Linked DNA regions of Homo sapiens: all the other regions are linked to region 1. A link is a contact called in ENCODE Hi-C or POLR2A ChIA-PET data. All regions are on one chromosome and are shown on one strand. Each heading gives the region's core, a stretch centred on a gene start or an enhancer-like site at or near the end of the contact. The rest is flanking DNA. Distances are from core to core; before and after follow the strand shown. Region 1 overlaps LPP (LIM domain containing preferred translocation partner in lipoma). Region 2 overlaps LPP (LIM domain containing preferred translocation partner in lipoma). Region 3 has its middle 64 kb from the start of BCL6. Region 4 holds the start of LINC01991 (long intergenic non-protein coding RNA 1991).

Region 1 (8,000 bases), core at 2,744-5,243:
TAGGGGACTTGAATTGAGAAGGTGCTCACCTTCCTTTCTCTAGGATTCAAGGACCAACTGACAATGATATGCTTTCAGATTCATTTTAAGAAGCACACAATCCTCATTCACTATAAAAGTAAGATAGCGAGTGGAGCTGTTAGAGGAAAGTCAGACTGGAGCCAAGACCATCATTTCTGTATCTTCTGGGTGTTGTAGAAAGTAATTAGCAGGCTTGATTATCTCACTGGTTCAACACACATTTTAGGGATGTGATGTAATGTGAGGAAACATTTAGTTGTCAGATTTTAGGGCTGTATCAAATTTATTCTTGCAGGAAAAGTCTAGTTGTCCTGGCAACCTAAAATTGATTTCTTTTTGCTCTTGTCAGCTGAAACTGGTCCCCTTTGAATCATTCCTCTAATTTAATATAGAGAGCTGTGTGTCTCCACCTGGTGACCGAATCATTTTTAATGACAGGTAACTCCAGCAAATGGCTCCTCTTTCCTACCTGAGCCAGAAGCTATAGTTTATTACTACCTTCACCCTGTGTTGTTCTCTTTGTGTTTATTTATTTGTCTGTGGAGTGAGGTGTGTAAGTAAAGTGGCATTCAATTAATTAAGAGTTTAATCAGGCCTGTAGAGCAGTGATGTAATTGGCAGCCAATCACTGCCTTTCGTTTTCAGTGACCTCCTAGACATGAGTGGGATTCGAATGGGCTCTGGAAGAGGGAGTCCTTTTGTGTGGATGTCTAGCATTTTTGTAACCCGAAGAGGGTGATGTAATGGCCCAGATGAAAGGAGAAAGCGGAGCTGCATGGCTGCTTTCTGCCTCTGTCAGTCATCTCTATCAAGGGGGTGGGTCATCTATGAAGGGTGGAATCGACATCATTAGGAAGAAATTGATGCCTATGACAATTGAAGAGGTTGTGAGAGAGCAATTTGCTTTCCTTAAATGGTTGCAAATTTCATGGACCACGAATGCCGCATCTCAGGATACAGAAGAGAACTTCTGATGGGGAACGGCTACCAGTAATTTTGAGGAAACCCAGAAATCAGCAGAAATGCCAGAAAGTGAGGAGACGAGGAAATAGGTATTATCAAAAAAGTCCAGTGCCCATCCCCCACCCCGCCCCCAAACGAAACAGGTATCCAGAGTCTAGAATCTGCTGATTTCATTGTGATTCCAGTTGTCGACGGTCCTATGTAGACAGGTGATTTGTGAGTCTTTGAAAGGAAGTAGTGTTCACCAAGAGCCAGAACAGGGTCTTAACCAGTTCCCGTTTTGTCTGGGTTAACCAACTGGTGGATTAACACGATGACACAGACATAGTGGGGAGAATGTGGGCTTTGGAGTTGGATTGTCTGGATTTAAATCCAGAGTCCAGGTCATTGTATACAAATGACCTTAGGCCAGTTGTTTAATTTTTGTGACTCAGCTTCTTCTTCATGTCAGTTCTATCCTGGGGCTAATGATAGGACGACAAAGGAATTTTTTTTTTTTTTTTTTTAAGAGGGAATCTTGCTGTGTTGCCCAGGCTGGAGTGCAATGGTGCAATATCTGCTCACTGCAACCTCTGCCTCCTGGGCTCAAGCGATTCTCCTGCCTCAGCCTCCCAAGTAGCTGAGATTACAGGCGACAAAGGAATTTTTGAAGACAAAATGAAATAATGCATGTGAAGAGCTTAAAACAATTTGCACATATGAATTATTTAATAAATGTGGTTCTTACTACTGTTTGTAGGAAGACATTTGAATTTAGTAAAGCACATAAAAGCCTTTTACATATGTATGGATAAGTCCGTAAACAAATACACACTTATTAGTGATGCGGGTTTAGAAAGAGTATATTTCTTGGTGGCAGAAGTTCCAAAGTCAGGCCAGGCATAGTGGCTCACACCTGTAATCCCAGCATTTTGGGAGGCTGAGGCAGATGGATCACTTGAGGTCAGGAGTTTGAGAACAGCCTGGCCAACATAGCGAAACCCCGTCTCTACTAAAAATACAGAAATATTAGCCAAGCATGATGGTTCGTGCCTGTAATCCCAGCTACTTGGGAGGCTGAGGCAGGAGAATCGCTTGAACCCAGGAGGCGGAGGTTTCAGTGAACTGAGATCACCCCACTGCACTCCAGTCTGGGCAACAGAGGAAGACTCTACCAAAAAAAAAAAAAAAAAAAAAGCTCCAAAGTCATATTGCAAGGATGAGGACATAGGTAGGGAAGGGGAAAATTTGTGACCATTTTTGCAACTTTCCAAACTCCTTTCTCCTCCCCCATCTTTCTTTCTTCCAAGAAGTTACCGTCATTAGCAATTTGCCATGTGTCTAGTTTTTGTCTCACATTTATATACCTGTAAATATATGTTTATTTTTTGCTTTAAAAACCTCAACAGTTATTTGTATAAAATTTAAATTCTTTGTTCTTTCATGAAATATCATGACTACAAACATTGAAATAGTTACTCCGAATTGCAGTCACATGTTTTACTTGTATATAATCATTCTTATAGGCAGAGGGATAACTGTAACCTTTTCCCTTCTCCTTCTCACCTTGCCCTTTGGGAGACGTTTCTTCCCTTTTTTTGTGTCTTTCTACCTTGTCCTTCTCCTCCCCTCCTCTCTTTTCCCTTCCCTTATATTCTGTTTTCTTACCGTTCGTCTCCTTTTCTCTCTCCTTCCCTCCCTCCCTCCCTTGCAATACTTTCCTACCTTTCATACTTTCTTTATTATATTTTTAGTCTCTTGTCTTTAGCTTAATATGGGGCTCAGTGGCCAGGCGTTTACATAATATTGTGGGTCCTTGAAACATCAGGTCTTGGACACCTAGTCTCAGCTCTGAATTGTCAGGTTCCTGCTGATATACTTTCTGGGTCCACTGTTGCTTTGTATTTAATACTGGAGGTTGTGATAACATTGTCCAGCTTCAGGAGGCCATGGTAGCGCAGGAGGGATGCATGTGTTGTGTAGTTCCTTGTCTGGAATGCAGGGTGACAGGAGGTTGGCTTGTGTACACATGTTCATCTCCTTGGGCTACTGGAGAGGGAGTCTTTATTTTGGTGGGGTGCTCCTAAGAGCAGTGAGCTCAGAGCCTCTGTCTTGAGACTTGCTGTGTGTTTTCTTGGCCTCCCAATGCTCCTGGCATAAGTGACATCCCTGCTTAGGACCCTACACTCATGATTTCAGGCAACCTTTCTGCCTTCCTTTTGGCCCCTGCCTCTCCACCCCATGTTCATATTCTTCATCCCAGGTGCAGTGCCACCCTGCTGGCTACCTCTGCCAGGCAGCATCCTTCATGCTTAGCTCAAATTCCACCTTCTCAGAAACATCTGACTTCACATTTGGTGTCAGTCTCTCTCCTCCTCCATTTCCCATCACACAGTTTGTACTTTCAGAGATACTTTCATACACCACCTTGTATTCAATGGGTGGTATCTGTTTCTGAGTTCTGATCAGAGGGCAGACATCTCTGATCCTTTGGAGGCTAGCTCAGTAGCTGGCATTTATAGGCACTCTGTAACTGTTAAATTGAATTACTGAGGAGGCCTGAGGGGTTGGAAGGTCAAATGCAGTTAACCCAGGGAACTAGAAGGGCCCCTGGGAACTTGGTTTTGGAGCATGGCTTTTATGAGCAGCTATCAGCTTTTCCCCAGGCTCCTTCTTAATCCTGTCTCTCTAGAGGCACAAGGAGAGGTGGTGTTTGCTTAAGATGCTGGTGGCATTCCTAGTGAAGTTAGGTCAGAATGTGCCATCTCTTCTTTAGCTCTCAACTTCTTAGAGTGTCAACCCTCCTCATATTGGAAAAGCTTAGCTTTTAAAAAGGAGAAAGTGGTTTACATGATGACCTCTGAATTTTTGACTTTGATTATTAATCTTCTTGAAGAAGACTTTGCAGTTGCCCCTGTTACAAGGAAAGCAGACATGCCAAGTTGCTGCATTTGTGAAATTGAATGAAATTCTGGCTGCGTTTTATGGCTCTGACCTTTGGGAACAGTCCAGGGTCAGACTGCTCACATGATGTGCTTGATAAATCCGCCTCCCAACAGCACTGTTGAGATCTTAACTAGAATTGCTACTTGCGAAACACCTTTTTCTGACTTGCAGTTCAGATTCTGCATGTACTGCTGACTACTGCTTCTAGTGGCTCATTCAGATAAGTATGCTATATATTAGGTAGAAAGAGGATGCGTGATACTAAGGAAAGAGAAAAAGAGCCAGCCCAGGACACTTGGGTTCCAGTGCTAAGTCTGCAAGAGACATGTTTGACATGGGGCCTTAGTTTTCAGATCTATAAAATGGAGACACTAATCATTATTAGGAAGGGTTGTCAGGAGTTCGAGACTAGCCTGACCAACACGGTGAAAGCCCATCTCTACTAAAATACAAAAATTAGCCAGGCGTGGTGGTACATGCCTGTAATCCCAGCTACTCAGGAGGCTGAGGCAGGAGAATCGCTTGAACCCAGGAGGTGGAGGTTGCAGTGAGCCGAGATTGCGCCACGGCACTCCAGCCTGGGTGACAGAGCGAGACTCCATCTCAAAAAAAATAATAAAAATAAATTAATAAAACAAAAAGAGCTCCTCCTATGAAAGCTCTGGAAACATCCTCCACCAAACTGGTTGCACTTCTCTAGGCACAATATGGTTTATATCCTTCTAAAATCAGCATCTCGGCCGGACGCAGTGGCTCACGCCTGTAATCCCAGCACTTTGAGAGGCCAAGGTGGGCAAATCACCTGACCTCAGGTGATCCGCCTGCCTCGGCCTCCCAAAGTTGTTGAGATTATAGGTGTGAGCCACTGTGTCTGGCCAGGAGGAGCTCTTACAGAGCTGGAAGTATTTACTCAGAGAAAGATGGAGTTAGAAGGGAAGGTTGAGAATGAGAGACAAGTTAGTGTTTATTCAAGGTGGAGGTGCACAGGCCTAATGTAGGACAACGGCAAGTGGGTTGGAGAAGAGGGGCTTACGGGAAGGATGGGCAGGAGAAATGGGATGGGACCCAGGAGGCCCAAGGGGGAGGTGGAGGATTCAAGTCAGAGCTTCAGATGCTGGGTCTGGAGACACTTTCTGAATGCCTAGGAGGTAGCTGTGGTGTTTTGCAGGATAAGAAAGACAGAGGCTTTCTGTAGCTACCATCCTGCTAGGTGAAATGAAGGGATGGTCTGGGATGTGTGTGTATGTGTGTATGTGTACCCACATACGTGCATGTGTGCATGAGTGTGTATTGGTAACAGAACCAAGGAGATCAGGGACTTACCCAAGGCCATACAGCTGGGAAACAGCTTTCATTTGATTACGGTGCTAAGTTTAGTAATGACTGCGAGAGACAAAAACGGGCAGGGGGAGCATGTAGGGAAAGGGCCTCGGCCCCATTTCCTGCCCTCTCAGGCAGGTAGTGAGTAGGAGTTTTAGGTTTCACTGTTTGATAGCATCACCTCCTCTGCTTTCCCAGAAATTATTCCTCGAAGTATGACTCGAATCATTCCTCTGTTGGGAGATGTATCGGTTCAGAGCTGACTTTCTGCTCTGGTTGTTTACTGAAAAATGGTAGCACTGGCAATTCAGAGGGGGCATAAGCAAGTGAAGAAAAAAAAAATGAACAAACAGGGCATGTGAGGTCAGGGGCCCTGGTTGTGAGTCCCGGCCCTGCTTTTAGAGACCCATGTGAATTGGGCAGATCAATCAACTTCTTAGTGCCTCAGCTTTTTCCTCTGTAAATTAGAAGATAGTGATTTCTGCTTGATAAATTTATTGTGATAGTGCTTTGCAAGTTGTATTGTTGGTCGTAGGATAATAAAGATAAAGGGGTATACAGACTTGGATTCTGTTTCTATATATGTGAAGCGTTAGAGAGAGGTGGTAAATTGTTTCTCTCCCGTGGGTTGTGCACATCTCTGATATTATGGTAATCCCCATATCTTCTCCTTTTGCAGGGTGGGGTGTCTTGGATAGTATGGTTACTGAATGTAGAATCTACTAACTCCTCTTTTTTATTTCCTGAGACTGGGTCTCACTGTGCTGTCCAGGGTGGAGTGCAGTGGTGTGATCATGGCTCACTGCAGTCTTGAACTCCTGGGCTCAATCCTGAGTAGCTGGGATTACAGGTATGTGCCATCATGCCAGCTAATTAGAAAAGTTTTTCTTTGTTGAGATGGGGTCTCACTATGTTGCCTAGGCTGGCTTTGAATTCCTAAGCTCAAGTGGTCAGCCTGACTCGACCTCCCAAAGTGCTGGGATTACAGGCATGAGCCACTGTTTCTGGCCTCCTTTTTAATATTCTGCCCTGTGCAAAGCACCAGCACCAACAGCCTCCCTCCCACAACCCCCAACAGCTGTGCATTAAGTATCACTTTGGTTTGAGGATTTCCTAGCTTGCTGTTTATCCTGGGAGAATTTCTGAGTTTCTTGGTCTTTGTTTCTTTACCCAAAAGTTGGGGATAGTTCAGCTTTGTCTGCATTGTGGACACTACCTCCAGAAAGCAATGGGAAGACCCTTTGTAAGCTGTACCGAACTCTTTGTATTTTTGGAGCACATTTTGTCTTTTTTCTCCCTTCTTCTGGTGGCTGAGGTACCTCTTTGGTCTTGAAAAGACCCACTTATATGGAGGCGGAAATGGGCTTATAGAGGGAAGTGACTTTCCAAGGGCCCTGGAATGAATTGGATTCTGAGATCTGTGCCCGTCCTTGTCACAACGTGTCAGATTCCATTATTTAGTGTGGGCCTGATTTGTCCATGCCTGGGACTTTCCCAGAGGAAGTCATACTTTCTGGAAACTCTCTGAGGTCTTGAAGGGGTGGGAGAAGTCTCTGACACAAGTGCTGCTGTGGTCATGGAGGCTTCCATTCCTCTCTCCTTGTGTTGAGCAGGGAATTGCTCCTTGGATATTTTAGGTTTGAGTGACTCAACATGCTTATGACCCAGAGGATGCTGTGGTGTGTTTGGCAGCATGCTGGAATTAGTCAGAAGGCAAAACTGCTTGTCCTGACCCCAGAACCCACTTACTCTAGGTGGATGAGAAAGTCCTCTCGGATCCTCTATTTCCTAATTCATGGCAACTTCTGGAGAACAGTATTTTCTCTGTTACTGCTTTATGGGGTTTAGTGTGGAAATTAAAGAAGAGAACTTCTTATTTTTTGTAAATAATAATACAATATTCAGATACTGTTAGTTTCTGAAATTTAAAATGGGCATCTCACTTCTGTGTTCCCTCCCCAAATAAATGTATTGATACTAAAAAGGAAAGCCAGCTAACTTTATGAGGATGGCTGGTAAATGAGCCATTCTGTTTTTGCTTGCTGTCCAAGGCCTCTAATATTAAGCCTGGACCATTTCAAGCATATATGGAGGATATATATTTCAAATATACATTAGGGGTATATATTTCAAAATCGAGGACACATTAATAGTAAGAGGAGACCATGTAAGACAAAGCACAGGTTTATTTTTATTTTTATTTACCTGTTTATTTTTTATATTTTTGAGATGGGATTTCTCTCTTGTTGCCCAGGCTGGAGTGCGATGGTGCTGTCTTGGCTCACTGCAACCTCCTCCTCCCAGCTTCAAGCAATTCTCCTGTCTCAGCCTCCCAAGTAGCTGGGATTACAGGCACCCATCACCACACCTGGCTAATTTTTGTATTTTTCTTAGAGATGGGGTTTCACCATGTTGGCCAGCCTGGTCTCAAACTCCTGACCTCAAGTGATCCCCCCACCTCGGCTTCCCGAAGTGCTGGGATTACAGGCGTGAGCCACTGCGCCTGGCCAAAGCACAAGTTTAAAAATTACAAGTTTCCACCAGCCTCATATCTCCCTTGGCTTATAATATTCAAGTGTTCATGGATACTGGGGCTTGCCATCCCCCGCCCCGTGTGTTAATGCAGCCCATGGAGGCTTCTCATAGAGACATAAACAGTGGGCTCCAGAAGGTCTCTATTTAAGAAACTGAGGTCTGGCAAGGTCACACATCGAGGAAATGGCAAAATCAAGACTAAAAGCCAGCTCTTTGGATTCTCAATTCCCTGCTCT
Region 2 (8,000 bases), core at 2,290-4,789, 510 kb after region 1:
ATTCCATCATATATATATATTCCATCATATATATATATTCCATCATATATATATTCCATCATATATATATATTCCATCATATATATATATTCCATCATATATATATATTCCATCATATATATATATTCCATCATATATATATATTCCATCATATATATATATTCCATCATATATATATATTCCATCATATATATATTCCATCATATATATATATTCCATCATATATATATATTCCATCATATATATATATTCATCATATATATATATTCCATCATATATATATATATATATATTCCATCATATATATATATACACACACACACACACACACACACACATACCCACACATCCCAGTTTCTTTATCCACTTGTTGATTGATGGGCATTTGGGTTGGTTCCATGATTTTGCAATTGCGAATTGTGCTGCTATAAACATGCTTGTGCAAGTATCTTTTTCGTATGACTTCTTTTCCTCTGGGTAGATACCCAGTAGTGGGATTGCTGGATTAAATGGTGGTTCTACTTTTAGTTCATTAAGGAATCTCCACATTGTTTCCATAGGACCAGCCTGCTGATTTTCTCTTTACCTATGTCTCAGTTACCTTTGCTGTTTTGTATTCTCCCTGACTCCTAAGTTGTCCAGTCTCTCTGGGATCATTTTCTTTCTCAATTTTCTCTTTAGTCACCCTCATATCCTCCCAAGCTTTTAGATATCATCAGTATGCTGACATGTCTCAAATAGGTACCATGATGGTTTTGTTACTATTTTTTATCTTAGCCATTCTGATAGGTGTGTAGTAATTATCTCATTATAGTTTGACTTGCTTTTCTCAAAGTGCTAATGATATTAAACATCAGTGCAGGCTGGGCCCGGTGGCTCATGCTTGTAATCCTAGCACTTTGGGAGGCTGAGGCGGGTGGATCACTTGAGGTCAGGAGTTCGAAACCAGTGTGGCCAACATGCTGAAACCCTGTCTCTACTAAAAATACAAAAAAAATTACCCGGGCATGGTGGCGGGTGCCTATAATCCCAACTACTTGGGAGGCTGAGGCAGGAGCATTGTTTGAACCTGGGAGGCAGAGGTTGCAGTGAGCCAAGAGCATGCCACTGCACTCCAGCCTGGGCAACAGCGTGAGACTCCGTCTCAAAAAAAAAAAAAAAAAAAAAAAAAAAAACCAACCATCAGTGCAGAAGAGGATGTGGAGTGGAGAGACTGCATCAATTATATTTTGCTGATGAGAATATAAGATGGAACAACCATTCTAGAGAAAGTTTTGGGAATTTCTTCTTTTAAAACTAATCCTGCAACTACCATGTGACCCAGCAGTTGCACTCCTGGGCATTTATCCCAGGGAAATGAAGACTTGTATATCCCAGGGAAATGAACAAATCAAATATTTGTTCATAGCAGCTATATTTGTAAGATTCCCAACCTGGAAAAAACCCAGATGTCTTTCAACAGGTGAATGGTTAAACGGTGGCACATTCTTACCCTGGAATACGATTTAGCAATAAAAGGAAGGAGTTGTTGATATATGCAACACCTTGGGTGAATCTCAAAAGAATTATACTGAGTGGGAAGGGCCAACCCCCAAAGGCTGCATACTGTATGATTCTATATATAACATTCTTGAAATAACACTATATAAATGGAGAACAGATTAGTGTTTGTCAGGAGTTAGGGATGGGAGACAAGAAGTCAGGGATTAGGAATTGGGGGTTTGGGGTAGCTGTGGTTATAAAAGGACAATAGAAGGGATCATTGTGGTGATGGAACTGCTCTGTATCTTTGCCATGGTGGCAGATACATTAATCTATACAGGCAGTGCAATTACATAAATCAAATACACACACACCTGCATGAACTTACACATATATACAGACAAGTGGAGAAATCTGAATAAGATTGATAGACTGTATCAATCTCATATTCTGGCTGTAATATTGTACCATAGTTTTACAAGGTATTATTGTTGGGGGAAACTGGATAAAGGGTACTTAGATCTCTACGTTATTTCTTTCAACTTCATATGAATCTACAATTATAAGAAAATTTAAAGTTTAATTTATAGAAAAGGCAATTTTAGATTTGAAATAAAATTCCTACATTAACTGAAAAATTAATTAAATATAAATTTAAAATCAAAATTAAAAACCCTTTGACAACTTTAGATCTCTCTCTCTTACACACACACGCACACACACACATACATCTAAGCTTTATTGTCTTTGCTCTACTAACAGTTCAGCTCCCTGTAATTCAGTTTCTATCCCCACCTCTCCACTTACACCACACTTCTGAACATCACCAGTGACCTCTTTGATGTTTAATACACTTAAGACTCTTCAGTCCTTATCATTCTTGAGCTCTTGCAGCATTTAAAGATGTTGACTCTATCTTTGTTTCATTTGACTTCTATAGCACCGTACACTCTGGGTTTTCTTCCTATCGCTGTACACAACTTTCTACCGTTTTTAATAGATTTCCTCTCTTCATTCCTTAAATTCTCCATTTTTCTTGAGTTCTGCCCTAATCTCCCTTCTTGTCTCAATCTGTACTCCTGAGTTATTTCATCTGCTTCCGTGAGTACAAATATCATCTGTGTGCTGAGAACTCTCTGGCCAAAATCTGCAGCTGGATCTCTCTGTAAGCTCCAGATATGTATCTATCATTTTAGCCTGCAGTCTTCATAGATTGGCCCATAGGCCCACAAATGCAACAGTTTCAGACAGAACCCAAGGTGTTCCCTTTTAAACCTGCTCCTCTCTGTGTTCCTTTTCCATGAATGGCATTACCTTGTTGCTCCAACCAAAGGCACAGGAGCTGGCCTGTATCCTTCCTCTTCCTTCAGTATCCCCTCTTATCCACTTATTAACCAATTTCTGACATAATACTTTGGCTTCCTTTATATCTTCTTTCATTTATGAGACAAGTTCCTTCAGTGTTTTCTAGTGACTTTTCATTACTTGGAAGAGACAGTTCATACTCCTCACACTACCATGTAAAGAGCTCATAGCCACATGCACACACATGCACATCCACTTGTGCACACATACCTAAACACACACCCAAAACAGAGAGATTGTCTCATGCCTGTGGCTGGGTAAACACTTGTCCTTGATGGAATGTGTAGCTTTCCCATCTCCATCCCAATCACCTAGCCAAAAACTCTCCTCCTTCAGGCCTCCATTTAGACATCACTTTTCCCTCAAGTATGTGTGATTCTTGTGCCTTATCCTCCCCATCATCCTGTAATAGCATCCTCTGCTTTTCCTCATCATAGCATTTAGAAGACTGTATTTAAATTACCTATTTGACACATACCTCAGTAGCTATACATTTTCCCTAAGGGGAGGGTTGATGTCTTGTTTCTCATTGCATCCTGCAGTAAGCACCGAGTAAGTGTTTCTTGACTCTGGGGCTGTACTGAGTTGAAGAAGGATGACATCACTGACTACAGAACCCTTTGTATAAGCATCAAAGGGGTAGCAGTGGGGTAAATGATCACATCCTGGCTAAATGGTTCCGATTCCTACAACCCTGCAGCACGCCCCCCCGGCTCTAAACCTTTTAGTCATTTCCTGTGAATCTTGCCAGCACTCATTTCATTTTTTGTTTTTTCCATTTTCTTCATCTTTCCCACATAGTATAGACCAGAATGAATCAAGGTCTAACTTATGCTGACTGTCCGTGTTGCATCATCAGTCTTTGGGGCCCCTTCTCAGTTTCTGTGGCTGCTCTTGTGCCTGCTGACTCCATCCCTGTAGACCTTGCTGTTCCTCCCAGTCTGTGGCCACTAACCTCAGTTATTTTTACTGAATGTGTTACCTCATCCATAGTGAGTCTTTTGTTGTTGTTGGGTTTTTTTTTTAGCAACAATGTATTTTTTAATTAAGGTATGTACATTGTTATTTTAGACATAATGCTATTGCACACTTAATAGACTACCATATAGTGTAAACATAACCTTTACTGCACTGGGAAACCAAAAAAATAAGTGTGACACACTTTATTCAATAGTCACTTTATTGCAATGTTCTGGAACCCTTTTTGTTGTTGTTGTTGTTGAACGGTTATTATAACATGTCTGATTTAGAGGAAAGTACACTGAACTGAAAATCAGGAAAGCTGGGCCCAGGGGGCTGGCCTTGAGCAGCTGACTAAGCCTGTACATTTAATTCAAAAAGAGCTACTCAGGTTATTCCCTTAATCGGTCTTATACTTTATGACAGTAAGCACTTACCTCGTTCTGTCACATGGTGTGGCCAGATTATGCATGTACTATGATTCAAAACATTCACGTAAATAAATCTTCCTAACATACAAGAATTATGTGTCTGTGGTGCTTTCCAGCTTTTGATGTGCTTGCAAACCCATTTTCTCATTTAATCCTCACAAAGTTGGAAACCAGCTCACTTACTTATTCATGTTTACAGGAATAATCAACATTGATGCCAATAATTTTGATTATATATTTTAAAAATCTCATGAAATTGGTTTTAAAAGAATCATTTATTAGACAAAAAGAGTGAACCTATCAACAGGCAATTCACAGAAGAGAAAATAAAAATAACAAATGAACCAATGAAATGATGTTCAAATTATTTAAAGAAATACAGTTTAAAATATTATTTTTTCATTCTCAGACCAGCCGGCATTTATAAGTTCAATGCTTGGTATTGGCAAAAGTATGGGAAGCATGTACTCACATGGGCTTGTGATAGGAGTACAAATTAATACAACCTTTTCGAAACAAAATTTAGCACTATCTTTCAAAATTTTAGGTGTGCACTATTTTTGACCCTGCAACTCGATTTCAGACAGTAGGCGTATTTGCATAAAGGCACAGTGGTATTCTGTTTCAGAATACACATTGCAACATTTTTATGATAGAATAAAAGGACTAGTAAAATAAAGTACAGCAACTGCATGCAATAATAACATGGAGGCTATCAGAAAAATAAGACAAATCTATATATGCTAATTAAAGACACCTTAAAAACTATTTTAGGAAAAAACAAGGTACAAAATAGGACATAAAGGATCTGATTTGTGTTTGAAGAAAAATTTCAAACATGAGTGTTTATATGTGAATGTGTGTGTGGTGTGTGCGTGTGTGTGTGTGTACATGCTTATACAGGCATGTATAAGCAATCTGATACATGCCTGTATAAGTATTACCCAATCTTTTAGTGATTATCTCTGGAAAAGAGTTTTACTTTTCATTCTCTACCCTTCTATGACAGTTGAATTTTTGAATTTTTAAATGAATAAATGTGTGTGTGTTGTGTATTTTTAAAGTTAACATACAGACTGAGCGCAGTGGCTCACGCCTGTAATCCTAGAACTTTGGGAGGCGAATCACCTGAGGTCAGGAGTTCAAGACTAGCCTGGCCAACATGGTGAAACCCTTGTCTCTACTAAAAATACAAAAATTAGTCGGGTGTGGTGGCGGGCACCTGTAATCCCAGCTACTCGGGAGGCTGAGGCAGGAGAGTCGCTTGAACCAGGAGGTGGAGGTTGCAGTGAGCCAAGATCATGCCACTGCACTCCAGCCTGGGCGACAGAGTGAGACTCTGTCTCCAAAAAAAAAAAATGTTAGCATATAGCGTAGAATTCAGCTTTTCTTATTCTAGGTAGCGATGGTGCTTTTCACTGCTTTGCCCAACTTAATTGACCCAAGTAGAAAAGTCTTCAAAAAAAAAAAAACGCTTTAGAAAAACACTTTAGACACTTTAGATTTATGTGACTTCAAAAGTCAAAAATGGTAATAATCCTGCTTAGGCAGAAGCCTTGCCCTCAGTCCCAAAACATGATGGACAAGCGGGTGACTTACCTGTGGCTTTTCTTGTATCTTGCAGTCTGTCAGCAATCATGAAATGTAGGCCTCAGAGTGGAAGGGCCCCTAGAGACCATCCATTGCCTCTCAGGAGCATGGTCATTCTGCAGATCAAGGTCCTGCTCTGGGAGAAATGGGTGCACACTCACTCTGCGTTCTGTCCAGCCCTTCTGCCACCTACATTTCTATGCTTTTCTCTTACTGCTAAATAGCTTCCTAAAGGAAAAGTGAATGGTCTTTGTGAATTCAAACCTCATTCTGTTGCTTCCCTATTTAAAACTCTTCAATGAGTCCCTCTTCCCAATGCTCTGTCTCTAGTTGTTCTGTATATAAAAGCTAAACTTCTTCACATGTTTCTGTTTCTCTTGTTTATGCGATCGTTTGTCATTGGCCTTGTGTTGGTGATGTATGTTCTGAATGAATAGGCTCCAGCAATTAAGTGACTGAGATGAAATGCTTTTGTATCTCTCTAGCCTCATTTCTTTTTTTTTTTTACCACTGTGATGCAAACACATGGAACTACTGTTCTCCATTGCACCATGATTAGTCTATCCGTAGTCTTTTGTGTGTGATCTTTCTGTACCTAGAACACTCGTCTTGGGCTTTTGCCTGGCCAGTACATTGCCATCCTTCAGGTCTCAGCTGATTTTTCACTTCTTCCATGGAGCCCCCTCTGACTTCACAAGATTGCGTTGTCCTGCTCATATGTCCTGCTCAGAGCATGCTGCATGTCTCACTTCATAGCACCTGTTATTTTTTTAGTATAGATTTTGGTTTTGTTTGCCTGCACCCCATTCCTTGAGGACAGGGAAAGTTTCTGTCCCCCTGTTGTGTTGAGGACACTATTAAGTTCCCTGCCATTACCTGGTGCTTAACACATAGTAGATGCTCTATTAGTGTTGGAATGGATGAGCTCTAGTGAGTAAGCGCCTAAGACAACACAGACCCTAAGGTCTTCTGAACCCAACCAAGTGCCCTGTTTTTGCTGCTATACCAGGCTGTCCTTCTTCCCACTGCCATCCTCCTGGTTCTGTTCTCTCAGCCCAAGCACCGTGTGTAGCCTAATCATGTATATCTATTCTCAGAGTTTGTAGGACAGGATACGAGTTAACAACTTAACGCCCTTCAAGATTTTGTGTAACAGGGAAAGGAGAGAACACCTGGAATGGTTCCCGCTTGGAGAAACGTTTTTCATCCTTCTTAGTTTCAGCTCCAATCAGATGGATTCAGCCTGTGACAGTCAACATTTACAGCCCTTGGGAGCAGCTCCATACTCACCTCCTTTGCCTGCTTACCGCAAGCTCACTGCCTCCTCCTCAGATTGTGCCAGACATACCAGGTTTGCTGCCGGTGAGAAGCAACAATCCAAATCCTACCTTTCTGTTCAGGTCCCAGTAAAATCTTCACTGGCAGCATTTTAGAATTGCCCCTTCCCTCTTCTCTCAAAGGGCTGCTGTTCAGCTGGCAGGACCAGCTTCTCTGATGCAGTGCAGTTCAGTGCAAACCAACGGAAAGCCCACAGTTTTTTTGTTTTTTTGGTTTTTTTTCTAGGTGTAAACAAACCTGGTTGATTGTGAGGCAAAGAAAAATAACAAAAACAAGTGAGAATACATTAGATTAATTTACTCTTTCTTTTTTCCCGCTCATTCATAATGTGATTGAAATCAGAAGTAAAGAAAGTAAAATCAGAGTGAGTTCCCTCTGCTCAGTCACCCACCCTGATCACAAGACTTTTGGAATACTGGGAGGCACTGCATTTAAGTAAGTATCAGCTGTATGGAGAGTATGAGGTTAAGATGATGCTGGATTTAATTTAAAGTCTCCTCACTGGTTTGCGTGAAGGAAGATTTTTATCAAGCAGAGTGAAAGAGACAGAATCTTGAAGCTTCCGCAGAGGGGAAGAAGACAGGGCCGTGCACTGCGAGTCAGTATGCCTCCAGTCCCTCTGGTGGGCACCGGTCCACATCACAGGAAGCCCAGCTGTGGTGGCTGTCAGTGTCAGAGGGGCTGGCAGACAGTAGTAGAGGCCCAGAGAAGTTACTTTGTACGTATCAGTCTAGAAGGAAGAGATTATGAAGATTAGTCAAGCCTCCCTTTCTCATTTATCCTTTTTTTTTTTTTTTTGAGATGAAGTCTTGCTTTGTCTCCCAGCCTGGAGTG
Region 3 (8,000 bases), core at 2,271-4,770, 470 kb before region 1:
GCCCTACAAAAATGTCCATGTCCTGTCCGTGTCCTAATGCCCTGAACTTGTGAATATGTTATATTACATGGCAAGGGAGCATTAAGGTTGCAGATGAAATTAAGCTTGCTGCAGCTGACCATAAAACAGGAAAATTATCTAGGGTTATTCATGTGGCCCCAGTGTAATCACAAAGACCCATAAGTAGGAAAGAGGGAAGCAGAAGTAGAAGAGTCAGAACTAGAGTGGTGGTATCTTGAGAAAGACTCGAACTGCCATTGCTGGCTTGGGGGATGGAGGAAGGGGCCAGGAGCCAAGGAGTACAGGCAGCCTTTACAATCTGGAAAAGGCAGGAAAACAGATTGTTCCCTACGGATTTGTTGATTTTAGTCCAGTGAAATCCATTGTAGATTTCCGACCTCCAGAACTGCAAGAGAATAAATTTGTATTGTTGCAGCCAGCAGCAACACATTCACTGTAGACCTCCTATGTGCCAGGCCTGATACCTGGTGCTGAGAGGGCATTCTCACAGCAAGGGATTTGTACCTTGTATCAGTCATCAGGGTCCCACTAGGGAAACTAAAGCTACTCTAAGTGTCTGAGCAGAACGAGTTTAATGTAGGTCACTGGCGACACAGGTGGTGGAAGAAGTTAAGAAGCTAACCCAGACATTAGCAATAGCAGAAGTTATTACGCTGGTGCTGCTAGACTAGGCCAGAGAGATAAAGAAAGGAGGTCATGTTACTGGAATCCAGAAGCCAGGGTCACCTGGTAGAAACTGGACCACGGTGGGCCTGTCCAGTAGAAGCTGGAGCTATGGGTGGGGATAGAACGAGCCAGAGGTGCTGGCAGAGGCAGAAAGGGAGAGAAATAAACCCAGCTTCTTCCTGCCTCCTGCCCCTCTGTCTCCTGACAATGTCTCCCACTGGCTGTGCCCAGGGGAAGCCAGCTGATGTGGGTACTTGGGATACACAAGGGTCATCCCTCTGTGGTTGAGGGAAGAGCAATGAATGGACTAATGAATCCGAGGATAGATTCATTCATTCCTTTGTAGTTAGGTGTGACTGAGTTCCAGCTAACGGAACATGAGTGGAAATATATGTGCCACTTCCAGGCCTGGCTGTGAAAACCTCCCATGCACACTCCAGCATGGTTCCCCCTCCTGCCAGACTGGTATCTATTCCTTCTCTGTGTTGGTCTCCATGAATCTTGAAATATAACTTATTGTTTAAAATCCAAGTTTTTACCATGATTTCTAAGGCCCTTCATCATGTGGCCCTTCCCTAGCTTCCCACTCTCATTCTGTGTGTCCTGCCCTCATTCACACACCACACTGGCCTTTGCTTTGCTCTCAATATCCCAGGCACGTCCCATCTCAGGGCCCTGCACTTGTAGCTTCTGCTGGACTCCTCTCCTCTTGTCTTTCTCTTAACTGATAACTGTTCACCATTTGGATGTCAGCTCGACTGTTATTTAGTTAGGCGACCACTTACTCCATCTAAGAAAGGCCCCCTTCAGCTTAAATGACAGTCACATTTCCTTATTTTATTTTCCTCATGATACCTGAGATGATTTTGGTTATGTGTTTATTTATGTAGCATAACCTTCCCAAACCTGTAAGCCCCTTGAGGATAGGAGCATGATCTTAATATTTGCTATATCCTTGTATCAGTCAGTTAGATGTTCACCAAAATCTTTCTTTTTCTTGAAAATAGAGCAGGGCTCATTTCAGATTCCTTTGTAGTTAGGTGTGACTGAGTTCCAGCTAATGGAACATGTGTAGAAATATATGTGCCACTTCCAGGCCTGGCTGTGAAAACCTCCCATGCACACTCCAGCATGGTCCCCCCTCCTACCAGATGATGACAAGGCCTCAGGGAGTAGTAGAGGGACGAGATGAAAGAAACCTGGCCTCTTGAATGACTAAGTGAAGGAGAGTTGCCCCAGCAACCTACATTCTCCTCCAAGACTGTTATGTGAGCAAGAAATAAGTTCTGTGTTGACTCATTACATGAGGCTACCCTAACTAAAACAATGCCCAATGCCAAGAGCAGTACCTGGTCCATAATTAGCCCTCAATGAACAGTGATTGAATGACTGACTATTACACACTTAATAATGATGTGTTCAGTGATGAAATGTCTTTTCCCAACACTCGTTCTTCATTTACTAAGCTCCCTGAGGACAAGGATGTTTTATCAATCTCTATACACTCTGTGCTTTCCACTGTACCTAAACCTCAGTAGTCATTCAATGGATGTGTGTTGCATTGAGTTTCCAGGCAATGTAAGGGAGACAATGACTGGCAAAGCATGGTCAAGATGCACGAGCATGAGGAGGTGTTAGACATGCCTGTGACCACCAATGTTGGTGCAGTTCTTGCAAGCTTACCAAGGGCTCTTCACCTGCTTCTTATTTGTAACAACAATTCTGAAATGTAATAACTTTTATAATTCCCATTTTAGACATAATAAATATGAGTTCACAAAGGGATCTTTGCTCAAGATTTTACTTTTTAAAGTGATAAAGCTAGAATTCATTCATTGTTTTGTTTTTTTTGAGAGGGATTATCACTCTGTCACCCAGGCTGGAGTGTGGTGGTGTGATCTCAGCTCACGTCAACCTCCCCCTCCTGGGTTCCAGCCATTCTCCTGCCTCAGCCTCCTGAGTAGCTGGGATTACAGGTGCCCACCACCATGCCCAGCTAATTTTTGTATTTTTAGTAGAGATGGGATTTCACCATGTTGTCCAGGCTGGTCTCAAACTCCTAACTTCAAGTGATCCACCCACCTCGGCCTCCCAAAGTGCTGGGATTACAGGTGTGAGCCACTGCGCCCGGCCCAATTCATTGTTTAAGAATACTTATTGAGTGCCTAAGATGGGCTAGTGCCCTGGCTGAATCTTCTGCACCTACTAGGGGCTTAGGAAATATGAGAACTCAAAGTTCTGAAGAAATTGGAATTACCTCCCAGAAGACAAATGGGAGGCTCCAGGCTCCAGCCGAGGACTGAGAAAATTGCCTGTGTCATGCAGCCGACGTGTTGAGCTGGGATGCCACTGCTGCTGCTGTGTGCCTTATGCAAGTTTCTGGGTGGTCTGCCAGACTCTCCTGGAATCAACAACAGCGCAGGGACCCCCTTTGCAGCTCTTCTACTTGCCCGGGCTAATGGCCCTGGCATTCTAAGTCTGCCCTTTTCCATACATTCTTTCCTCCTTTCTGTGCCAGGATTTCAGTAGATGATTTAGAGTGAGTTCCGGGCCATTTAGCTCAGAGATTTGGGTGAAAGTTTCCTCCCACCCATCCCAGGCCTCAGATAGCCCATCAGGGTATGACCAGGTCCTGTGAAGGAAGGGGAAGAAAAGCTTGTGGAGATTTTCAGGCACAGGGTAGGAGACGTTTCCTCAGCTGCTGCATTTGCCTACTGTAATCTGGCTGTACAAGGCTTGTCAATAATAGATTGGTTGAAAATGTAGGACAAAAAACTCAGGAAGACGTAACTTGCCTACACAGAGACTGCAAAGGCCCCTGGAGGGTTGCTGGCAGGCTGGATGATTTGTCGCTGCAAAGAGGGAAGGCGCTGTTGCCTGAAGGGGCAGGTGGCCGAAAGAAAAGAGGAAGATTAGATGACCAGTTCTTCACAGGGGTTCAGCCTTTACCAGCCTGGAGACACTCCTCTCTGTGCTTGAGCGCCTCTCTCTGTAAATAAATCCAGGCTGCTCTTACAGTGCAGGATGTCCCACATACCGTACATCTGAGGTGGGGTGAAATACAAATATGCCTTTTCATAATAGCTTTACACCTGGTGCAGCAGAGGACTGGTTTATTACCTTGGTAAACAAAAGTTAGAATTCAAGCAAAGTACAAACTTTGCCGAAGGCACTTCTGACAGTGCACCTTGTGTTTGTGAAGTGAACTCGATATATATACGATGTGAAGCAATGGAAGGCTGGGCTTTTTCTTTCTTTCTTTCTTTCTTTCTTTTTTTTTTTCACTTGTCTGATTTGCAAGGTTTAAAAGTTCACGTGTGTGTGTGTGTGTGTGTGAGAGAGAGAGAGAGAGAGAGAGAGAAAGGTTGGGGGAATTTACTTTGGCTCTGGCTTTTTCCAGCATTTTGAAATCATGCTGTTTAGCGTGGAAAAAAATATGTGAGCCAATTTATATTGTTTTCCAGAGAGAATGTACTTCTTGCTGCTCTCAGAGTGACAATGAGAATTTTTGGGTTGGAGACAGGGTAAACCAGTTTGGGGAACACACAAAGGAACCAGGATTTGCATTAAATCTAACTTAAATTAAACAATAAAAAATAAATATTTATTCAGTGCATTTTTTTTTGCACCAAGCACAGAACCAAAAACTTTCATCACCATTATTTCATTTAGTCTTCTCAACCGCATGAAGCAGGGATTCTTGATCAAAATATCCATTTCACAGGTGAGGAAACTGAGGCTATGGTTGCTCAAGTATTCAAGCTTGTGTGTTCTAATTCTAAATTCAGGTTTTTATGCATGTCCCCTAAGCTGTGCACGGGATCACAGACTATATGGTGTCCTGTCACTTTGCTTCTTTTTCCTGAACCCCCGCATTTTTCAGCCTTGTTCTCTGCCTCAATGAATAGTGATTGTGCCACTTCCAGGCCTGGCTGTGAAAACCTCCCATGCACACTCCAGCATGGTCCCTCCTCCTACCAGGTGATGACAAGGCCCCAGGGAATAGCAGTACTTGGGGAAATGACTGATCTTCTCCGTTCTTTGGTGTATTTCTGCCCAGATGATCTCCATACTGCTTACTTATCACCTAGTCATTTGAGCTGCCCTACGACCAGCCAGCACCTTCATGCATTCCAATACCAAGGATCTGAAACATGTGGATTAGATTTCCCCTCAAAACACACATAAGCCGAAAAGCTAAGGCAGAAAGTGCAAAGCAAGAACACATCTTATGTTTGGTTAGCTCCACAAATGCCTCTGCATTCTCCCATCCCCAGCTTGAATAAATCAGATAAGCTTCAGCAAAAGCATCTGAACTTTTTGGATTCTTTTCCCAAACAAGCCTTTGAACCTGAAGAACTTTGCCTATCTCTGCGTGTTCACTCCTCAAATGTTCAGCTGGGGCTTGCCCACTGCACAGCTCAAGCTGGTGAAATTTAACTCTTTCATCCACAGATTACTTTCCAACCCGTCTGAAGTGACAGTAAACTCATTAGGCTCATTTTCAAGAAGACTCTCTATGAATGTGTCAGCTTATGCCTGTCTCCACAGACGAAGGATTCCTTCAGGGAACATATTAAACTGAGACTAGTGAGAGGTGATGCCATTAAAGCGTTGTCAGTTCAGCAGTTTTATGGTACCAGAGCTGTGGCTGCTTGTCCTTAGCAGGATTTCAAGAGAAAGCCTCGTCTCCCTCCTCCAGATCCCCTGCTACCTCCACCCCCTACCATGGATGCATCTTTAATTGCAGTTCCTTGAGGAATGCCTTTGGCTTTATTTATTACAAGCTGTTAGAAAATTATTGGAACACAAATACTTATTACAGTGAACAGATTTCAGTTGCAAATGGATTCAACCCAATTCCTGTGCCCAAGCCCCTGAGGGAACAGGAATGGAGATCTCTGGGCTGTGAAACGAAACTTGGTCAAGGATGCTTCCTTCAGAGACTCTGCTCTGAAAACCCAGGAGAGCCAAAAAGTGGAAGGCTAGCATTTAAATGAACTGTAAAGAGCATCTAACCAACCCCTTTGTCTTACAGAGGAGGAAATGGAGGTTCAGTGGAAATAGCAAGGCCAAGGCTAAAATAGCCAGCCAACAATAGGCCTCTGCAACTCCCCGGCCAGGCATTATAGCTCTCTTCCATGCTGTCTTTTATACCCAGAGAAAGTGAGATTAAATAAAGCCAAAAAAAAATTGGCCCTAAATCCTGGCCTGGATCCACGTATCCGGGCTTTTCATTACAGCTTGTCAATACATGGCCATAGATTGAGTCCATAGAAAGATGCTCACCCCACGACAGAAGAGAGACAGGAAACCTGGAATGCTTCTGAAACATTGACTGGAAATCTTACTCAATGTTAAGAGATCTTAGTGTATCTTTACATGGTAACATTTCTAGACCAGATAGGCAACGCTTAAAGAGAAATCTATACTCCTTTCCTACTTTCAATTTCATTCTCATTAGCTGCTTTGATTTTCTTGCTGGTGACTCTCAGCTGCTATGGATCCTTATTATTGGGAAGTACAGTTAGTCCATGATGGGGTTCTAAATTGAAGTAACTGATAAAGTATGAGAATATTAGGGCTAGAAGAAAACTTAATGATACTCTGGCCATATCTTCAGTTTCCAGTTGAGTACAGTGGGTCTGAGAGAGGTTGAGTGACTTCAGGCAGGGTCACTGGGTACACTATGGACTGCAAAACATTGAATTGCCCCACCACGTGAAAGGAGGTTCCTTCCATCTGACAATGACAAACCACTTCCCTTTGTAATACTTAGGTGTCTTTTATGAATTATTAATGGATTGTGCCCAGTTCTACAGAGCCGAATGTGTATTGCAGCCTAGTCCTAACAAATCCACTGACATCTGCATGAGGTATGGATCATGAGATATCCTCGCCATCTTTTGTTTCATGGAAAGACCAGTAAACAGAAGTCAGGGGAATTTTCCAAGATTACATGGTGAGTCAGCAAAGGCTCTGGGGCAACAAGCTGTTACTGGATGAGGAATCGGAAGATACAAATTCCAGTCTTCACACTGTCTCTAATCATGTGGGAGATCTTGGGCAAGCCACTTCTGTCTCTGAGTCTCAGTTTCTTCACCCATAGAAGGGCTTTTCAGGATGGCCTCTAAGAACCTTTCAGCTTGCTGTGGCCTATGGATCTAGAATACAAGGTTCAGAGCTATTTAATGTCTAAAATATGATTGTGCAAAGCCAGAGATTGCCACAATGATACACCCTCAGAATTCTGGGTTTTGCCTCCAAAATTGGAAGTGTCTTAGCAATTTGTGTGCAAATAATAATAGTAGTAACAATACTTTTTTTTTTCTTAAATTATTTTCAAGCTCTTGGTGATTGCAGTACTTGTCTGCTTGCAAGGACAATCATATAACACAACAAACTAATAACAGACAATGAGAGAACTCAGAAATATGATATCTTTATTATTTTTACTTTTTGAAAAATAATAAGAAAAATAAATGGTATTTATGGAAAACTTACCATATGCCATGCAGTTTATATGTACCATCTGTTTTAAGATCTATGAACAGTGTTATCACGCCCTTTGTATAGATGAAGAAACTGAGATTCAATGATGAAATAATTCATCCGCTACGTACACAACTATTAAGCAATAAAGCCCAGAGTTGAAACCAGCTTTCTTGACTCCAAAGCTGATGTTTCCCACAATTACAGGTTGCATACATAAAATAATACTGCCTTGTTTGTTAGCAAAAGTGTTTTTCCATAAGAAAAGAAAATTAAATGTTCCATAAGAACATTTTATTGGACGTGACAAAGAACACCACCACGGCTTCCCTGGGATGCAACATTTGAACATCTTTGAAAACAGACCAAAAAGTTTGAGGCATTAGTCTGACTTTCCCCCAGTAATTTAGGAGGGATAGATACCTATGTCTAGAATTATTCCATTCAGAAATATTTATTAGTATGTCCATAAGATCTAGGGCCAGGTGGCCATTTCTTGTTTGGAATTTGCATAATTTCACATATGCACTAGACCTTTGTCTTGACCCACTCCCTATTTATTCAATCCTGTAATCCTCCTAGAGATATAGGGCAATATTAGAGCAGACTTGAAGAAACTGTTTCTGATTCAGAGTCTCCCCTAAGAGGGGAAGTGTGTATAAGGTCCCCTCAAAGTCATCCATACAAACAATTTCTAAGCCTATAGACCAATCCAGGACCAGATCCCGTATGTTCATTCATCCAACATTTCTTGACAGCCTTGGATGATTCCAGCACAGTGAAAGACTAATGCTTCCAAGACAAATAAGATTTAGCCTTGA
Region 4 (8,000 bases), core at 2,039-4,538, 310 kb before region 1:
AAACCTGAGCAGATGAGTTCCGACCCAGCCCCTCTCCTACTTCTCAGCCAAGTGGAACGCTTTACTCCCAAGATGAGGTAGGGCCATGACGAAAATAGCATCAGAGAGGGTTTGAGTACATTTCTTTCAAGTTATTAAGAGATATCCTTAACCTTAGAGAAAAAAAAAAGTCATCATCATGATAATTTTTATCATTTAACAATGCCCTTGAATCCATTATCTACCTGAGTCTTCTCCAGTGTTCTGATGGGTAGGTTAGGGCAAAAACTGCCATCGTTCATACTTCATAGATCCATATATTCCCACATAATGTCACCTCGGGCCACTTTTAGGAAACACCTATCAAGCTGGGCTTACTTCCCTTCATTAAGATCATTCACAGTTATGAAAGTAGAATAACAAGGCTGGGCGCCGTGGCTCACACCTGTAAAACCAGCAGTTTGGGAGGCCGAGGTGGGTGGATCACCTGAGGTCACGAGTTCAACACCAGCCTGGCTGGTGAAACACCCTCTCTACCAAAAATACAAAAATTAGCTAGGTGTGGTGGTGGGTGCCTGTAATCCCACCTACTTGAGAGGATGAGGCAGGAGATTTCCTCGAACCCGGGAGGTGGAGGTTGCAGTGAGCTGAGATTGTGCCATTGCACTCCAGCCTGGGCAACAGAGTGAATCTCAGTCCCAAAAAAAAAAAAGTATAATAACAAGAGCAAATGATATTACCTGATTTTTGCCCTGCACTTTCAGATTCTAGAGCACTGCCACCTCCATCATAATATGTGACCCTCACAGCCATCCTCTGAGGTAAGCTAGGGAGGATTTATTATCCCCATTTCACAGATAGAAAAACTGACACTCAGAGATGTGCAGTAACAAGTTGCGCTCCCTCTTAGCTGCCTTTGTAGAGTTAAAAAAGGGAACATGGAGACCATGTGCTCCTGGATGTTCCTCCACGGAGCCCAGCAGCTTTGGAATCCTCTCGAGCTTTCAGGAGGAGCCCCTACTTCAGGCTTCAACAGCTCATTTACTGGCATAGTGAGATGCTAATGATAGAAACCACCAAATGGACAGTTTTAACTAATCTGACTTCCCCCTTCACTAATGAATGCAGCCACTTTGTCCCACAAAATCAGTAGTGGGTTAGAACCCCTTCTTTCCTTCTGGTAGAATTCACCTGCCTCTGGTTTCATCAGCCAAGAGGCCTGAGAGCAGCCAATCAAGAAAGCAGCAATCAAAGTAATTTTTAAAGGAGTTGATGAAATTAAGAACATTGGGTTTTATTAAGCCAGGTCCAGAAGACCTTCCTAGCTGTGAGACCTCATGCAAGTCATTTCACCTCCCTGTGTCTTACTTCCATCTGAAAAATGGGTCGAAAATAAGCCCCGTCTGACTCACCATGTAGACTAGTTCTAAGATCATAGTTAGGTGTTATTAGCACCTTGTAAATATGTTCTCAGAAGGCGAGGGGTACTCAGTTCTATCCATGCAGGAATTTCCAAACATGTAACTCAAGGGGCAGAGAGGTAGCCTAGGAAAAGCATGGGCCTCATGGGACACAGACTACTAGGTGTGGCACGTGCAGTGACGCCTGCATTGTGGTGAGAAGAGAGACACAGGGATGCCACAAGCAGCTACACAAGACCCCTTTCCACATGTACCCAGGCTGACAAAATCACCAGAAAATACAAGCCTTTAAAAGAATCAATTAGTCCCACAATTTTATTCCCCAGGGAAGATAAAATTTACACGCTTCCTGTAATCAATCAATCCCACAAACCTCTTGAAACTTCAGTCAGAAAATTTGCAAACTGCTAAGCAATACACAACTTTTTTTATAGGTGGCAGACTAGAGGTGGGAAGGGAACATCAGGCTCTTTGATACATGTAAACGAAAACATGTTGGTCTTTAAAGAGTTATGATGAACTCTCGGTTTTTCAATAGGAGACTAGAATTTTAAAATCATAGACAGTAGAGCCAGAAAACCTCTTAGAGGCCATTTTCTAATGTATCCTCCCCCCACCCATTTTACAGAAAAGGAAACTAAAACTCAGACAGACGTGACCTGCTTCCAGTTATACCACAAGGTAAAATCAGATAAAATCATGAGCTGTGTCCCTTTCTGCATTTAACTCAGCACACATTTACTAAGCACCAACCAAATTCTTGCTGAAGAAACAAAGATGGATAAGTCGCAGAATGCATCTTCAAGGAATTCAGAGTCCATTAGGGAGACAGACATATAAGCAGATGATTCCAGCACAGATTGGCATGTGCTATATTAATGATACAGAGTGCTATGAGAATACACAGAATTGGGAGTGGCTAATTCTGCCTGGGGTTGCCAGGAAAGTCTCCATCCAGGAGTGGGCATTTGAGTGCATTGACAGATAGAGTGGAAGAGCATTCCAAGCAAAAGGAAAAGAGTGAACTAAAGCAAGGGGACGGGAGAGAACACAGCTTGTGTGGAAAGCCCCACACAAATAGTTTGAAACAGCTGGAGGGTTTATAGAAGGTGCTGCAAAACCACCTCAGGGGATGTCACTAGGTCACAGCTGCCACCCTCCACCTCATTTGGCATGCTCCCTGGGGCTACGGCCTGTGTCCACCTAATGGGCCAGTATAACACCTGGCCAAGTGCCGATGGCATGGTGGGGCTTAATGAATTCCCTTTGAAGATGAGAGGATTGTGAGGGAGAAAAGAATTTGCCACTCAAGTGAGTCAACTGGAACGGAAGGTGTGTCCTGGCTTCTGAGACCTAGCACTCTGGCTGGTTGACCAGACAGCCGAGGTCACCTCCCCTGGGGCCACAGGGTTCTACTTGGGAACATCAAGTCTTTTTTCAGCAAGTTGTTCCTAAGCCACAACACTCTGGCTCACCCCCTGCCTTTGTAGTTTTACCAGTATAATTGATCCCAGAGCTCGGTTTCTGCCATACCCCTTGGTTTCCTAGGGAGTGATGATATATGCAGGCCTCCTTGGAGCTGCAGCACAGCCCAGGCCTCCTGGGGGAGAACACGGAGGGATATGTAAGAGGCAGACATAAATAGTCTTGCACTGCAGTAGTCATCCTTTTGGGTGCTCTGAGCTTCCTGTCCTGAGCTAAGATTTTCCTCTGGGGTTAGCTGAGGCACAGAAAGATAAACAAAGCTTTAAAGTGACTCCCCTCATTGGAAAGCTACAAGCACTTCCAAGACACCATTTTTTCCTACCTTCTGATAAGCGTGTCTAGGCTTCCCATCATCACACCCTGTGAAGAATCCGTAAGGTGTGTATGGGAAGAGGAGAGACCACTTGAGTATGAGACGTCTTTCAAGTGCCCTCCCACATATGCTAGGTCTACAAAATGTCAAAACAGCCAGGCAAATCATGCCAGGATTCATCATGGCAGGGGGAAACCAGTCACCCCTGATACTCACCATTGAGCAGCCCAAACAACTCTTAATGACTAAGGTTTTTTCCACTTACACCTGGTTCTTTTGCTTTCACCACACAATCGTGTTAGCAAATGAGATCCTTGAGTAAGCAAAACAGGTCCTTCACCGATTATCTTGTAAAAACACATTCCATATCCTACTACAGATATTTAGAGCAAGCAACATTTATTCACCTAGGTTTTTCAAAACACGCCTCCAAGCCATTTTTACCATGTAGTTGCTATGATCTGAAAAATCAAGTGTGTGCACAAGCAGGCAGCCAATGGCTTGCGAGAGAAGGATAACTGGGCAAAGAACAAAATTAAAAGCAAGTCACAGATGCAGAAAATGCACTTACAATTTATGTAACTGGATTAGTACCCAGAACACAGGAGGAAGAAAATTCTACACATCCATAAGGAGAAAAAAACATAGAAATAAATGATCAGTCTATATCAACAAGGAAAACTCTGAAAAGGAAATAATCCTAAAAGAAATGGAAAGATGCTTAACTTCACTGATACTCAAAGAAATGCAAAATAAAAAATTAGGAGATGCCATTTCAGACCCATCAGATTGGCTAAAATTTTAAAAGTCGGACAACATGAAATGTTTGACATGATAAAGCAATGACAAAACATGTAGACACTGATGATAGGACTGTAAATGAAAAAAAGCCATTTTGGATAGAAATTTGGCAATATCTATCAAATTTGAGGTTTAGTAGACCTTATATCTTAGCAATTCCACTCTTGGTATACAACCAAGAGAAGCTCTTGCATACAACCAAGAGAAGCTCTTGCATACCTACATAAAAAGCCTTGTATTTAAGAGAATTGTTTTTAAAAGAAAAAAGTAATTTAAAAGTTCATTAGTAGGAAAAGGCTTTATAAATTGTGATACATTCATATGAAGGGATATTATATCAAATTTAAAGTGAGTGAACTGAAACTAACGTATCAATATTGATACATCTAAAATAATAATGTTGAATACAAAAGCAATTTTTAGAATAATCAATATTATTCATGCAAATTTTAGTAACATGAAGTAATACTATATATTGTGTTGTACACATACTTACGGAGTAAATCTACCAAACATGGACAGGACAGACGCATACATCTTTGAGACGGTAGCTATTCTGGGGAGGAAGGAAAAGGGCTGGAAGGAGGCAAGCGACAAAGGATACAGTTATTTTTGGATTTCGCTTCTTTAAAAAGCTGAACCAGGTATAAGGAAATGTTAACATTCTCAAAAAATCATGGTGGTGGGAATGTGAATGTAAGGGTCAGTATAAGTTAGGTTTTGCTGCAATAACAGAAACCCCAAATCTCAATGGCTTAAAAGAGCAAAGATTTCTTTTTTTATTTCATACATTGTAGGTTGGCAGAAGGTGCTGCTTGTTGTTGCCACTCAGGGACCAAGGCTGACAGAGCAGTCACCACCTCCTTGCTGGCAGCTGCACCAGAAGGAAAGAGAGAGCAATTACATGCTCCAGATTGGAAGTGACACACGCTGTCTCCTTTCACAGCTAAGTGGCCCAGACTAGCACCTGGATTTACCTTGCTCAAGGGCCAGGAGTGCAATTCTACCATGTTCCCAGAAATGGAAAGAACTGGAAATATTTAGCTAACAGCGTGAAACTTCACTACGATGGATGTTTGTTACAGTACTTGTCATCCTTTTTTACATGTTTGGATTATGCTTCATATTTTACACAATGGGAAGAAAAGCCCTGGTTTTTAAATCAGGAAGGGTGAGTTTTAGTCTGAGAAACAGAAGGTGAAAGAGTCAGTGGGTGGTGGACAGCAGTGGACAGAGGCTGTCAGTCCCATATATCTGCCTATTCCCAGGCCTGTCTCCATGACTGTAATATCCACAATGATGCTGCAATTATCCCTTCTCCAGAAATGCATGTCCATGTAAATGACCCCAAGCAGGTTGACCTTCTTTGCTTTTGTTTCTATCCACTGAGGCTGAGTAGGCAATAGGAACCCTGATACAAAGAGATGTGGTATGCAGGTCACGGATTATAAGGTCCAAAGACTTCACTAAGTCAGTCCCAGCTCTGCCACTCACACTTCCTGTCACCTTGGGCAAATTGCCATAGTGCCCATGTCTATTTTCCTCCTCTGTAAAATGGGCATAACAATAACACTAAGTCTCTGAATAGTTGTGATAAACAAATGAAGTATGTAAAGTGTTTTGTAACTGTAACGTGCTGTACAGAAGGTCACTGTTACTAAAGACCCAAATTTCACTGCAAGGGAAGCCTCAGTCCAGATTTACATTTCTGGCCGACAATGACTCACACAACTTCCTTCACCAGAGCCACCTGGTTGACAAAATAGACCCAGGCATCATTCTGTGGTCCAACTACTTGAAGAATCTATTGATTTCCCCTTGCGAAAGTGAGTCTGGGAGCGGGGATTAAGCATTACTGCAGATTCCCCAGGGGAGAATAAAGGGAGAGGCTATGATTCCTGTGAACACGGCCTGAATGGGGAGATGCTCTAGGCCTGGACTGAAGCCTGGGTCTCTGGGACCCATGGAATATTGGAGCTGGAAGAGCACACAAGGGAAACAGTGATCTTTCCCATCATTTTTGAAATGAAGAAACTTAGGCCAGGAGGGCCAAAAAGGATGGCCCTTCTCAAACAGCAAGAGAAAGATAATCAAGAGATCTGAGATTTATCCCGGGATCTTCTATTAACTCAGGGCAAGCCCCTTTTTACCAAATGCCTGTTTCCTCACAGGCAATTCAGGGATTGAACCTGACCTCCATGGTGATTTCTAATGCCTGTTACCTTAAGTGACACTCAGTTCTATTACATGTAAAATGCAGTAGAGTTCTCCTGAAAAGTGAGCTTTCTGGTCCAGGTATTGACTTTGTAGGTTTGGCTCTCAGGAGTTATCTTCTTGTCCCCCTATTCACTCTCTGAATGCCACCTATTTTCCTGCTAAAAAAATGCTTCTTGGTGTCTTGCTAATTTTTTTCTTAGACCTTGGAGCCTTCATGCTCTGGACTTTCCTCTTACCTAACAAATATTCTTACCTGCCACTGTTACCTGCTCTGGGGGCTTGGCCAGAATAGCCTTCAGTGGGTAGCAGAGAACATGAGACATAAGTCTTGCCCCCAAAGTCACTCCCAGGGGATGCCCTGTATGGCAATATTGCTGCTGATAACATTTCCCCAGAGATCACAGGAAGCTGCGCAACCAGATGCAAGTGTATGTCTGATCTACAGGCAGCAGGTGCATCCTGCTTTGACAGGAGACGCAAACTCTACAGGAGGATCTCTCATGCCATATTACCTGGGGCCTTGCCCCTGAGGCTGACACAGTTTCTCCTCAGAGTTTGCACTAACTCATTCTGCCAGCAAGTCCCAGGAACAGAGAAAAGACTAATGCCTCCATCCATAATAACAAAAGGTAGCCATCACACCTGCAAGGCACTTCTTAGTCTGCAAAGCACTTTCATACCCATTAGCTTATTTGATTTTTATGAAGAACTGAGAGGTAGCTGGGGAAGGGATTTTTCTCCTGTGTTATAGATGAGAAAGTTTATCTGAGGCCCAGAGAGGTTAAAGAATGTAAGGTCAGATCTTTTGATTCTAATTCCTGTTCTTTCCCCATGGTACTACTGAAGTATTATCATCTTATTATAAAATTATATTAACAATCAAGCTAGAGGGTCTAAATCACTCTCAAATATATAGATACTCATCAGCTCTCTTTTGCCCTTCAATTAACAATTTAGGAGGAGAAACCATTTCTGAAACCAAAACAGCATTTACATTGTGGTTTGTGTATTATCTGGTGTCTAGAATCCAGGTCTTTAGTTAACCTTTTCACCCCTTGTCCATTTTCACCCCTAACTGGGTTTTTATTTTGATCAGTACAACTGGAGAAGGAAAAGCAAATGCTGTTGTACTCGTCATCATGTGGGTGTCCGCAACCTCAAAATGTCTCCTTAAAGGGATTTCCAAGGTTGAAGGTCATAACAGGAACTCTGTACTGTCTAAGACCTGTAATGATTCCCTATTGCTTAGAGGGGGCTGAGAACCAGCAGCATCAGCATCATCTGAGAGTTTATTAGAAATGCAAATTTTCAGGTTCCACTCCAGACCAACTGCATCAGAATCTATATTTTAACAAGATCCCTCAGGTCACTGGTAGAGTCCTTTATTTACCCCAACTGCCTGTGAAGGCAACACTGTCCAGTTATACATTCTCACTTCACATCTCGCCTTTGCTCCTGCAATTATTCCTTCCCCTTGTTTGTCCTTGGACCAAATCCTTCCCATGCTTTAAAGTCTGTATCCTCCAAAAAGCCAAGCCAGAGCTTCCCAGGAGGGAGTAAACTTTCCTTCCTCTAAATCCCAGTGCCACAGGCCCTGCACTTTCTATCTTAGATTATGATTTTTATGATCATGATTTATCTCCCTCTTTAAATTATGAGCTCTTCAAAGTCAAGATCGAGGTCTGATTCATTCCTATATTTCCGAAAGCAACGCAATACTTTGCACAGTTCCTACTGCAAATTAGTTCCCCAATGCATTTGTCCATAATATTTCTTTCTGTTTC

What was found. A loop is a pair of places that touch in the nucleus more often than their neighbours do. ChIA-PET counts read pairs that join two places held with the same protein, here RNA polymerase II (POLR2A). Pooled maps may share reads with other maps.
Region 2: a pooled map shows a loop between it and region 1 (14-fold over the local background). The contact joins two enhancer-like sites. A Hi-C loop is called at or near these places in 1 of 168 maps with a recorded cell type or tissue (chondrocyte) and 9 of 50 pooled maps. POLR2A ChIA-PET finds 5 or more read pairs at or near these places in 3 of 52 experiments (activated T-cell and activated naive CD4-positive, alpha-beta T cell).
Region 3: a loop to region 1 is called in a pooled map, with 8 times the contacts of the local background. The contact joins two enhancer-like sites. A Hi-C loop is called at or near these places in 8 of 50 pooled maps. POLR2A ChIA-PET finds 5 or more read pairs at or near these places in 3 of 52 experiments (activated B cell, activated CD4-positive, alpha-beta T cell and activated T-cell).
Region 4: a map of naive thymus-derived CD4-positive, alpha-beta T cell shows a loop between it and region 1 (1.9-fold over the local background). The contact joins the promoter of LINC01991 here to the enhancer-like site in region 1. A Hi-C loop is called at or near these places in 2 of 168 maps with a recorded cell type or tissue (PC-9 and naive thymus-derived CD4-positive, alpha-beta T cell) and 9 of 50 pooled maps. POLR2A ChIA-PET finds 5 or more read pairs at or near these places in 1 of 52 experiments (activated CD4-positive, alpha-beta memory T cell).

Annotation. Positions count from the first base shown.
Region 1 is chr3:188,279,463-188,287,462 of GRCh38, forward strand. All of the region lies in intron 2 of LPP (LIM domain containing preferred translocation partner in lipoma), which reads left to right. Among named protein-coding and RNA genes, the nearest start is that of FLJ42393, 100 kb to the left of the region's middle. Within about 2 kb of position 3,994, at least 7 of the 41 ENCODE cell types and tissues checked have a DNase peak (open chromatin) inside an H3K27ac peak, as active enhancers do.
Region 2 is chr3:188,785,237-188,793,236 of GRCh38, forward strand. All of the region lies in intron 9 of LPP (LIM domain containing preferred translocation partner in lipoma), which reads left to right. Among named protein-coding and RNA genes, the nearest start is that of MIR28, 100 kb to the left of the region's middle. Within about 2 kb of position 3,540, at least 2 of the 41 ENCODE cell types and tissues checked have a DNase peak (open chromatin) inside an H3K27ac peak, as active enhancers do.
Region 3 is chr3:187,805,388-187,813,387 of GRCh38, forward strand. No RefSeq gene overlaps it. Among named protein-coding and RNA genes, the nearest start is that of BCL6, 64 kb to the left of the region's middle. Within about 2 kb of position 3,521, at least 10 of the 41 ENCODE cell types and tissues checked have a DNase peak (open chromatin) inside an H3K27ac peak, as active enhancers do.
Region 4 is chr3:187,973,119-187,981,118 of GRCh38, forward strand. LINC01991 (long intergenic non-protein coding RNA 1991) reads right to left here and starts at 3,289. Exons shown (of 3, transcript NR_135538.1): 1 at 3,208-3,289.